Linked DNA regions of Homo sapiens: regions 2 and 3 are each linked to region 1. A link is a contact called in ENCODE Hi-C or POLR2A ChIA-PET data. All regions are on one chromosome and are shown on one strand. The core of a region is the stretch at or near the end of the contact, and the rest is flanking DNA. Distances in the headings are between cores, read along the strand shown. Region 1 overlaps STARD9 (StAR related lipid transfer domain containing 9). Region 2 holds the start of TUBGCP4 (tubulin gamma complex component 4). Region 3 overlaps EHD4 (EH domain containing 4).

Region 1 (3,557 bases), core at 408-2,907:
GATCTCAGGTCACTGCAACCTTCACCTCCTGGGCTCAAGCCACCTTCCCACCTCAGCCTCCCAAGTACCTGGGAACACAGGTGCGCACCACCACACCCAGCTAATTTTTGTATTTTTTTTTTTTTTTAAGATGGAGTTTTTCCAAGTTGCCTAGGCTGGTCTCAAACTCCTGGGCTCAGGTGGTCCTCCCACCTCAGCCTCCCAAAGTGCTGGGATTACAGGTGTAAGCCACTGCGCCCAGCCTATTTTTAGTTTTGTATCCAGAGTAAGTGCTTGTATACATGTACAGTCAGGGTGCTTTCTTCTGAATCCCCTGAGTAGACCTAACTGACCCAGCTACTCTCTAAGGCACAAAAAATAGCTCACCCATTATAGCAAATGGATGCTTCATTTCACTCATTCTGACCCAGAGGCTGGGTTTTGAAGTGTACTTCATTGATTGATTGATTGACAAGGTCTCACTCTGTCTCCCAGGCTGGAGTGCAGTGGCGTGATCATAGCTCACTGCAGCCTCTATCTCCCGGGCTCAAGTGATCCTACCACCTTAGCTTCCTGAGTAGCTGGGACTACAGGCATGTGCCACGTCCTCCACATGGAGGAGTCTAAAGTCTGTGCACAACCCTGTAACCATTGTGCTCTTTTTCCTTCCCAGCACAACCCTGCATTTTTCTGGTGCTTTTTTTTTTTTTTTTTTTTTTTTTTAAGATGGAGTCTCTCTCTGTCACCCAGGCTGGAGTACAGTGGTGCGATCTCAGTTCACTACAACCTTCGCCTCCTGGGTTCAAGCAATTCTCCTGCCTCATTCTCCTGAGTAGCTGGGACTACAGGCATGCACCACCATGCGCGGCTAATTTTTATATTTTTAGTAGAGATGGGGTTTCACCATGTTGGCCAGGCTGGTCTCAAACTCCTGACCTCAAGTGATCTGCCCACCTCACCCTCCCAAAGTGCTGGGATGACAGGTGTGAGCCACTGTGCCCACCCTCCTGATGCCTCTTTTTCTGAATAGATTCTTTCTCATCTGTGGAGTACCCTAGGAATTCCAGTTTCATATTAGAGAGGGAAAGAATAAATACAGGACCTCCAGACTGAATCTAGGAGAATCTTAATATATTATACACACACACACTTATACACACACACACACACACACACACACACACACACAAATATATATTTGAATATAATTAAATCCTATATTGTTTTACAGGTTTTTCCTAAATCCCACCTGCTTCCAAGTATTTATTTTCTAGCAAGTATTTATTTACCCCCCTCTGATCAGTATCTTCCACATAGAAGTACTTACACAGTAGGGAGGATGAATCTCTTAGGCATTTGTCAGCTCCGTTAGGATTTTTAGAGGTTTACTATGTTTTATTGAAAACCAGCCTCAAGTTCCTGATTGACTGTCCAGGTTTGTGTCAGTATATTTCTTAGTTGTCACTAACAAGTAATTGTGGAGCTGAGTGCTCACCCCCACCCCCCGCAGGTCTCTTTTCCATTATCTTATTTTTTGTTTTTTTGCATACACTTTGGTAAGTTGCTGAGACAACCTTGAGAAACACCTTTGTCCAGGGATATGGGCTAAGGCTGGAGTCAGGCTTTGTTTGCTTGGTTGAAGTGACTTGCTATGAAGGGCTGAGGTGTAAGAAGTGCCACAGACGAGTGTGGTTAGAGATCTTGTGACTCTGGCATGCAGCACTGCCCTTCTGCAAGCTAGTCTTTAGGATTGGAGGAGGGTAGTGTGGTTTGTGGGTAGTGTGGCTTGAGGGAAGACAGGACCCTGCCAGCCGGATGCGTGAGGTGGATGCTGTTCAGATGAACACATAACTAATCTCTTCAACCAGACCCTGGATTGCCAAGAATGATATGGGCTTCACCTGGGCTGGCTGAACCCAACAATGAAACCGGAATTGTCTCAGAGGCTCAGCTCCCTTGCTTCTCTTACATTAAGATTGGTCTCTAGAGACCCATTTAGACTAAACAGTATTAAAAACAGGAAATTTGCTCCTAGCAGCCTGATTGCAGGAAAAGTTTTTTCCACATAGGCAGGAATGAATGTTAAGAACAAAAACTCCATCCTCCAGGCTTGTTTTCTTATATAAAATTATTAGCAACCAAAAAAACTTGAAGCATCTTTGACATATTGGACTACCTCTCAGAGTGCTGACAGGACCCAATACCAAAAGGTGATAAAGAGCTCTTGTGAACACAATCAAAAATATGAAAACGGTGCTTTGTGGAAGATACTGACCTGGTAATGTTTATCTTGCCTGAAGATCAAATATGTGGAAATTAATGCAGAAAGGATTGGGGGAAACCTAAAGAACAGCTATAATTTAATTTTAGTCAACACTCATTTATTGTGACTATTCTGGATTCAGTCCATAGATTATGTATTCATGTATTCAGTCAGTGTTAACCGAGCATGCACTGTGCGTTGTTGCTGGGTGCCATGTCCCAGCTTCAGCCTTAGATGTGTGAGATCCTCTTTCCTCTTTGGTACCTCAGGGGCTTGCTAGGGTTTTCTTATGACAGTTCCGGGCATCCCTAGATCTAGAGACCAAACTCCTGGGACTGCTGCTCTTTTGAATGATTTTGCTGCTGAGGATAGTGGGGGGCGGGAAGGGGAATATATTGGAAGAAGAGAAAGGGGACAAAGAGAAAACTAAAAGCTAGAAAGGAAATGCTTTTTTTCTTCTGTGATGTCATTCTGCCCAAATAAGTCGAGTGTTGAAGAAGGCTTCTAAGCCCTCAGAACGTGACCCAAGTCCTCTCTCTAACCCTGGCTTCTATTCATAACCCTAATGTGGCTCAGTCAGTGTGTCATGAACACACTTCTGCAGAAGAGACGGTATGGTCAAAAGATTCTTTAGTAGATCTGTGTCATTTCTTTGCTTGTGAGGAAACAACTATTTTTAAAACTTTTTTTTTTTTTTTGAGATGGAGTCTTGCTCTGTCACCAGGCTGGGGTACAGTGGCACAATCTTGACTCACTGCAACCACTGCCTCCCAGGTTCAAGCAATTCTCCTGCTGCAGCCTCCTGAGTAGCTGGGACTACAGGCACGCGCCACCACGCCCAGCTAATTTTTGTGTTTTTAATAGAGATCGGGTTTCACCATGTTGGCCAGGCTAGTCTTGAACTCCTGACCTCGTGATCTGCCTGCCTTGGCCTCCCAAAGTGCTGGGATTACAGGTGTGAGCCACCGTGCCCAGCCCTGAAATTTTAATTTAAGTGAAGGTGACAGTGGTTTCTGGCTAACTAGTTAATCAGAAATGTATTTGAATAATGGCTGGGTGTGGTGGCTCATGCCTGCAATTCCAGCACTTTGGGAGGCTGAGGCGGATGGATCACTTGAGGTCAGGAGTTCCAGACCAGCCTGGCCCATATGGCAAAACCCTATCTCTACTAAAAATTCAAAAATTAGCTGAGCATGGTGGTGGGCTCCTGTAATCCCAGCTACTCGCGAGGCTGAGGCAGGAGAATCACTTGAACGCAGGAGGTGGAGGTTGCAGTAAGCTTAGATCACGGCACTGAACTCCAGCCTGGGCGACA
Region 2 (3,557 bases), core at 641-3,140, 760 kb after region 1:
ATCATCTTTCAGAGCCATGGCCAGGGTTGTAGGGGTGAGGGAGGTTAACGCGAACAAGGGTCTTATTCCATTGCCATTAGCTTAAAGCAGTTGAAACTCCAGAAGGAAACGATCAAAATAGTAAACCCACCTTCAGGCTGAAAAAAAAAAATCCCCTTTCTTCCCTATTAAGAAACTATAGGAAAAACTCATTATGACAGGGTAGGTGAAGGTACACCCAGGAAGCATCTCCAGACAAGCACTATCTGAAAAAGTTACCTATACCAGACCAGAAGTATAAGCCTCACCAAGGGAGACTGTGTCCCTCTTTAAGCCTGTCTATATCTTAATTTAGCCCTCCACCCAGTATCACACTTTTGAATTTGAATTCCCCCTCCCTTCTCACCGAAGATCTAGGTCTTCCAGGCTCTCTTTCTAAATCTTCCACGAGAGTCACTGCCTCCTCTCCATTTTCTGGACATTGTTCCTGTACCCAATTCTGGATCTCCCCAGGTAAGACGGTCAGGAACTGCTCTAGCACCAACAGTTCTACAATCTGCTCCTTGGTGCGCACCTCCGGCCTTAGCCACCGACAGCAAAGTTCCCAGAGTTGGCTGAAAGCCTCCCGCGGCCCAGCCACCTCCTGGTAATGGAATCTCCTGAAACGCTGTCGGAAGGTCTCAGAGTTAGTGCCATTCTCTCTTAGAGCTGATTTGGCCATCATTAATAGCAGAATGCAGCTTCCCTTCGCTTAGGAGTCTGGGTTCCAGGGCTTACATCTATCTTCCCATGTCCTTGGAGAATCCCCTGCAGATGACTGTAAGAGGTGTTTCTTCCTAGGGCAGAGAAAGATGGCACTATCAGAAGGAATACATTCATATGTCTAAAGTCTTGCCAGAGCTGGCCTGCCTTTCCATGTGCTCCGAGTGGCCTTCTAAGGTAGCACAATCTTCAGTAAATAGACTTTGCAAAAACTGCTTTTCTGGTTGACTTCCAGGGCAGCCCCAGGAAGCAGCAGAGAATAAAAGTACTGTCTGCCCCTCTCCCACCTCCTCCAAATCCGATCCCATTTAACTTCCCTGGCCAATGTTGCACAGTGAGTCCGAACCATATAGGAGAGCTGGAGTTCGAGAGGATCTAAAGACAAGTCACCATCCTGCTTGAAGGCAACAAAAAGCCTCTGTCCAGCTGGTCGCAGCTGATCTCCCCCAGTATCTCCGCAGTCCTTCCCGAGGCCTTCTGCGTCCGCCCCGCCCCCTCGGGCTGCACAACTCCCAAAGCCCACCCCAGGCAAAAATCACGTCCAGAATCTCGGGTCTTTGTTTTCCCCGCGTAGTAGTAGCCGCTCAGCAAGGATTAGGGAGCTACCTGTCGGAAAACCTCGCGCAAGGAGAGAAGCTGGTTTTGGCTCCAAAGCGAGGACCATGGGGGCTTGGGGAGAGTCACATTGGGCAGGAGAGACGGAATCCGAGGAGCAGTAGTAACGGGCTTCCTGAGGACGGGCTCGGGTGTCGGCCAGAGGCTCCAGGTGCTGCCGGTTCGCGGACGCAGAGCTCTCAGCCCAAGGAGCAGCGGCTGCGGGATTCTGGCCTCTTTTGTCTCCGCTCCCTCCGGCCGGGTAACCCGGAGCCGTCGTGCGGTCCCTCCAGAGGCCTCTGACCCGGCTAAGGCGCCCTGAGGGCGCCCTCCAGCCCACCCCTGGGAGCGTCTCCCTCTCGAGCTGCCCCTCAACCCCCTCGCATCCTTGCCTCCGGGCCAGCCTCACCCACTCGGGGTCCGACCCTGACCCCGGCCCCGGCCCCGGCCCCGGCCCCGGCTCTCCAGCCTCCCAAGTACAGCTCCCAAACCGGAAGTCCGAGCGGGCGGCTCGGGGCACCGAGGGCGCATGCGCGAGGGCAGCGACCGCGACTCAGTCTCCGCAGAGCCCGGGCGGGAGTAGCTGGTGGACCCCGTTGAGCTGCCGAACTTCCGGGACTCCCCCGCGACCCCTTCCCAGCTTCCCGTCCGCTCCGCCGCAGCGATTGTCTCGGTGGGTTGATTCGGCACAAACCGCCCGACCCAGGGGCCGGTGCGCGTGTGGAAGGGGAAGCACTCCCCTCGTGGTCGCCTGGAGGTGCGCTGGAGGAGGGGGTGACATAACCAGGGACTCGAGGTCCGCCGTGGGAATGATCCACGAACTGCTCTTGGCTCTGAGCGGGTACCCTGGGTCCATTTTCACCTGGAACAAGCGGAGTGGCCTGCAGGTACTGTCCGGCGCAGAGCGCGGGAACCAGGGAGCGCAGGAGGGGGGACCTGAGCCAGCGCCTGGGGGAGTAGGCTGAGGGACCTAGCGAGCGGGGCTTCCAGGGCTGGGGGCGTATCCCTGGACAGGTGACTGGAGGGCAGCCCCTTAGGGTCAAGGCTGATGCGACACCTAGAGAGGCCGGGCCTAGGCTAGAAAACGGAGGGCAGACCTCGAAGAGCCCCACCTGTGGCGGGGCGAGGAAAGGGCCTGAGGTCCAGGTGTCTGACAGTTGCTGGGGAATGATATAGAAGTGTGGGAGGCACTTTCTCCTATTTATTTTCACACGTGCATTGTTTGAGTTTTGAAGTACTGGGCCAAATACACAGCTCCCAAACACATGGTAAGCGCTCAGTAAAGTTTGTTGAAGGAAATAAATGAAATCGAGAGCGTGTGGTGTTTCCCTCATTACTCCTTTACCAGAAAATTTCTGCACTAGGTAAAGCACTTGGTAGGGGGCCTTTGTGTAACCAGGAATGTATGATGTTCCGTATGCATTATCTTATTTAATCCTCACAACCACCTTATCCATTTTACAGATTAAGCTAGGTTTAGAATAGTTAAATAACTATCGGGGTCATAGCTAGTAATTAACAGAGCTTAGTTTTGAAGCCAGGTCTGTCTGGCTTCAGTATTTGAACTACTTTTACCTGCTTCTGCTTCCAGTAATGTTATCTAATGCTCTCAATAATTTAGTCCACTTAGGTATTGTTTCTACCAGTTAACAAATGAGCAAACTGAAGCTCAGAAAACTTTATGCTGGCCAGTCCTAGTAGTGGCAAGACTGAAATCTAGGTCCGTCTGATCACCAAGACATGCCGATTCTTAGGAGACTGTGGAAGAGCAGAAAAAGTACATTCTTAGTCTATAAAACCTATAAATCAAACAGTTTCCTTTCGTTATTATTTATGAACATGTATTTGGAGTTTGGGAGTTTAGGTGAATTTTTGAAAAAAACAGGTGAAGATTTGTGTGGTGGAGTTTGAATTGTTATCTTTCACCTGTAGGTCTTTGAAGACTAATTCGATGTTTCACTTTTCTCCATAGATCTTAGTACAATGCCAGGCATATAGGAGGACAGTATTTAGGAAGTATGTGGGTGCCTGATGGTCCAAAATAAGAAGAGATAACACAGTACAGGAAAGATAGCTAGGGAGGGGGTGGGGGAGACAACCACAAGTAATTCATCTTTTCCCTTCCTTTCTTTCTTATGAAAAATTCTCAATCATGTATTTTCTACCATTTCATCCTCAAGGTCTCAGCTTTAAAGTCACTTTGTCAGAAAAACTTTCTCTGA
Region 3 (3,557 bases), core at 621-3,120, 680 kb before region 1:
GCTCTGCTCCACTGGCCTTCTCTCCTCCCTGCCCCCTTTTCCCCAGCTGACCAGATGCAGGGCAGTGGCAGGGAGGGGCTGATACCAAACCCGGTCTGGGAGACTGCCCGGAGGGAACACAGGTTCCCAAGCTCCTTTTGGAGAGGCTGGATGTGAGTTCACCTCGAACCTTTCAGCTGGTAATGGCCACCTCTTGGAGAATGTAACTGGTTACCAGAAAACCCCAGAGGTTGTCTCCCAGTACCTAGCCTAAAGTGGGTGTGGCCACAGAACCTACCAAAATTTAAATAAAAGCAAGAACTAGGCGTGTCCAGGGATGGCGTTGTGCTGTTTATCCGCTCTCTGCTCTTCCCACTCCTCCTTCCTTTGGGATTTTGTCCAAGACTCTGTAAATTAATTTTTCTGTGCCTGTTTCCTCATAAAATAAACAAGCTAACCTCACAGCCTGTCCCTCCTTCCTCTGGGGGATATGTGACAATAACAGATGGGTGAGCCACATGTCCCTGAAGGCCCCTCCAGGGCAAGGGCGGGAGAGCCCCACATCACAGGTTCGTGCCACGCCACAGACATGGGAACAGAGGAAGGTTCCACGCCAGTACTCGGCCCACTGAACGCTGCTGCTTCTGGGCATGTGACCAAGTGAAAGGGAAAATTGGGTTTCGCATCTCACTTTCCATCTCAGATTAAATACCAGATGAAGAAGCAGGCCCATTTAAAGAAGGCTGAGCCCTGGAGAAAGACAGCAACATGGTATTATCAGTCATTTTAGGCTCTTTGCTGGAGAGGGAAGTTGGTAAAAAAACCTACCAAGAAAATCCTGTAAGTCCTGGAGCCTGGCTTAACAATTTCATTCTGCTGGGCCTCAGTTTCTATACCTGTGAGTCAGATGATCAAAAAGGATTCTTTCTAGATCTTAAATTTTAGCTATATAGGGTGGTTCCAAACAGTAAGCTTCTTTGAAATAAAAAGCCAGATTCCCAGGAAAATCGATTTAGCTCAGCGTCTGTATAGTACAGACACGAACTAGTTACAGTGCCAGCCTAAGATGACCCTTCAGATGGCTACAGTAGACCCTTCAGATGGCTACAGGAATACTGAATGAACAACTCTAAATGACACAATTATCAAACAGTAAGTTTCATTTTATTACATCCCTTCTACTGGATTCATGTGCTATATAGCATTTGGGCCAATTTGAAGGTCCTTGAATGTTTCTATAGGTGTAATTAGTTGCCCCAAAGTTTAACTTATTGTCATCCAATTCCAAACAACTCTATACTGAAAGAAACTATCTGAGGAAGGGTTGTGGAATGTATGACTTCCAAGGATGCTTAAGAAGTCACCCCATCTAACCTTCTGATATTATTATATATTAGGATGAACAGATCCAGGAATCCCGTGTCACGCACATGGAAATTGTCCATTCCTCATTTTTCAAGTGGGCTTTGTGTATAAGTCAGGCTAGAAAGTCTCATACAATATGTCTATAAATCAGACGGAGTTGGCGTGGCAAACATTACTTGCACTGAATTTTCTTGAGGCAAAATGCCAACAGACTCCACCCAAATGTGATGAGGTCAAACATTTATAAGCAAGGCTTTGACCGTGACAATGCATCTTGTCATTCTGTGGTTCAGAAGGGCAAAGGTAATGTTTCTTCAGGCTACAGTTTTCTAAAGAGAAATGTTAAACCAACGGGATGACAACTGGGGTCATAAAGGGCTAGAAAGCAACTTCTGACCTGAAGACCCCACCCCTCGCCCTGCCCTGTTCCTCTTTTCAAACATCTTGGCATTGCACAAGTGTCCTGCATGCCTGTGGACAACAGCTGGCACTGCAGACCAGCTCTAGCAATTAAGTTATCAGCTAACCAGCTCCTCAAGCCAAACTATTACTCAGAGACAGTTATTTCTGGGCTTATGTCACAGATGGAAAGAAAGACCCAGTCAGTGGGAACCATGGGAATCCACACGGGGCTCCTTATAAAAAAATGACTCACTGATTTTGCTAAAAGTAGCCCATGTAGTTACCAACAGTATTTCAAAACAGTCAAATACCTCCAGAAAAGGAAATACTTTAAAAAGGTATACATGAAAAGATGCTCAACCACACTAACCATGAGGAATGAAAATTAGAATCATAATGAGATGGTGGGCATGTAAACAGGCATGCCTTCTACAGTGGCATTTTTGGCACCAGCTAACATAATAAAAAGACCGCCGCTCCTTTTGATTCCAAAATTCCACCTCTAGGAATGCATCTTAGAGTTACATCTGCACATTTTTTGGATTAGTCTCTATTTCATTTATTTTTTTACATTGATAAAGAAAAATTGTATATATTTATCATGTCCAACATGTTGTTTTGAAATATGTATACACTGAGGCTGGGTGCAGTGGCTCATGCCTGCAATCCCACCACTTTGGGAGGCTGAGGCAGGTGAATCACTTGAGCCTAGGAGTTTGAGACCAGCCTGGGCAACAAGGTGAAACCCCATCTCTACAAAAAATGCAAAACATTAGCTGGGCATGGTGGTGCATGCCTACAGTCCCAGCTACTCAGGAGGCTGAGGTGGCAGGATCACTTGAACCCAGGAGGTCAAGGCTGCAGTGAGCTGTGATCGTGCCACTGCACTTCAGCCTGGGTGACGGAGCTTCGAGATCCTGTCTCAAAATAAAATAAAACATAAAATAAAGTAAAATTAAATTAAAATAAAACAAAATTAAATATGCATTCAATGTGAAATGGCTAAATTGACAGTGCAATTAGCATATGCATTACTTCACATACTTGTTTTGTTGTGGTAAGAACACTTAAAATCTACTCAGCAATTTCTTTTTTTTTTTTTTGAGACGGAGTCTAGCTCTGTCACCCAGGCTGGAATGCAGTGGCGCAATCTCAGCTCACTGCAACCTCCACCTCCCAGGTTCAAGTGATTCTCCTGCCTCAGCCTCCTGAGTAGCTGGGATTACAGGCGCACGCCACCACGCCTGGCTAATTTTTGTATTTTTAGTAGAGACAGGGTTTCACCATGTTGGTCAGGCTGGTCTCCAACTCCTGACCTCGTGATCCGCCCACCTCAGCCTCCCAAAGTGCTGGGATTACAGGTGTGAGCCGCCGCGCCCAGCCAGCAATTTCTTTTTTTTTTTAAGCTCCTCCCTTTTCAGCAATTTTCAAGATATATTTGCACGTTATCGTGCCAACTGTATACACTTGCACCGTACATGCTAAACTGTGTAAATCCACTGTGGCACTGTTTGTAACGGCAAAAGATTAGGAACAGCCTGAATGTCACCCACCAAAAGGATGGCACCTATTAATTCTGGTCTATCTATATGATGGACTGCGGGAGGCAGCTCCGAAGTACAGACATGGACAAGCTCCAAGATTTACTATAAGTGGGAAAATCAAGACACAGGGCAGTGGAGCGAATCCCGCCAGGGCTCCACGTGAGTGGGCGGGTGAGCTGGGAGAAGCCCCAGGGTCTGCAGGCAGGGTCTGCTCTGGGAGAGGAACTGGGGGATATGGGTGGTACAGACATTCTTCACTATCTTTTT

Evidence for each region. A loop is a pair of places that touch in the nucleus more often than their neighbours do. ChIA-PET counts read pairs that join two places held with the same protein, here RNA polymerase II (POLR2A). Pooled maps may share reads with other maps.
Region 2: a loop to region 1 is called in a map with no recorded cell type, with 2.4 times the contacts of the local background. The contact joins the promoter of TUBGCP4 here to the enhancer-like site in region 1. A Hi-C loop is called at or near these places in 1 of 37 single-sample maps with no recorded cell type. POLR2A ChIA-PET finds 5 or more read pairs at or near these places in 1 of 52 experiments (T-cell).
Region 3: a loop to region 1 is called in a pooled map, with 6 times the contacts of the local background. The contact joins two enhancer-like sites. A Hi-C loop is called at or near these places in 1 of 37 single-sample maps with no recorded cell type and 3 of 50 pooled maps. POLR2A ChIA-PET finds 5 or more read pairs at or near these places in 1 of 52 experiments (Panc1).

The regions. Positions count from the first base shown.
Region 1 is chr15:42,606,519-42,610,075 of GRCh38, forward strand. The region is part of intron 3 of STARD9 (StAR related lipid transfer domain containing 9); the gene reads left to right. Among named protein-coding and RNA genes, the nearest start is that of STARD9, 33 kb to the left of the region's middle. RefSeq lists an enhancer at 2,525-2,794. Within about 2 kb of position 1,658, at least 10 of the 41 ENCODE cell types and tissues checked have a DNase peak (open chromatin) inside an H3K27ac peak, as active enhancers do.
Region 2 is chr15:43,369,211-43,372,767 of GRCh38, forward strand. TUBGCP4 (tubulin gamma complex component 4) reads left to right here and starts at 1,891. Exons shown (of 18, transcript NM_014444.5): 1 at 1,891-2,222. The coding sequence starts at 2,145. It overlaps ZSCAN29 (zinc finger and SCAN domain containing 29), which reads right to left and starts at 1,833. Exons shown (of 6, transcript NM_001372080.1): 1 at 1,348-1,833; 2 at 386-815. The coding sequence starts at 703. RefSeq lists a silencer at 1,532-1,801 and an enhancer at 1,902-2,021.
Region 3 is chr15:41,928,846-41,932,402 of GRCh38, forward strand. All of the region lies in intron 3 of EHD4 (EH domain containing 4), which reads right to left. EHD4-AS1 (EHD4 antisense RNA 1) reads left to right here. Exons shown (of 4, transcript NR_120332.1): 4 at 1-441. Among named protein-coding and RNA genes, the nearest start is that of EHD4-AS1, 9.2 kb to the left of the region's middle. RefSeq lists enhancers at 69-572, 535-614, 635-764. Within about 2 kb of position 1,871, at least 23 of the 41 ENCODE cell types and tissues checked have a DNase peak (open chromatin) inside an H3K27ac peak, as active enhancers do.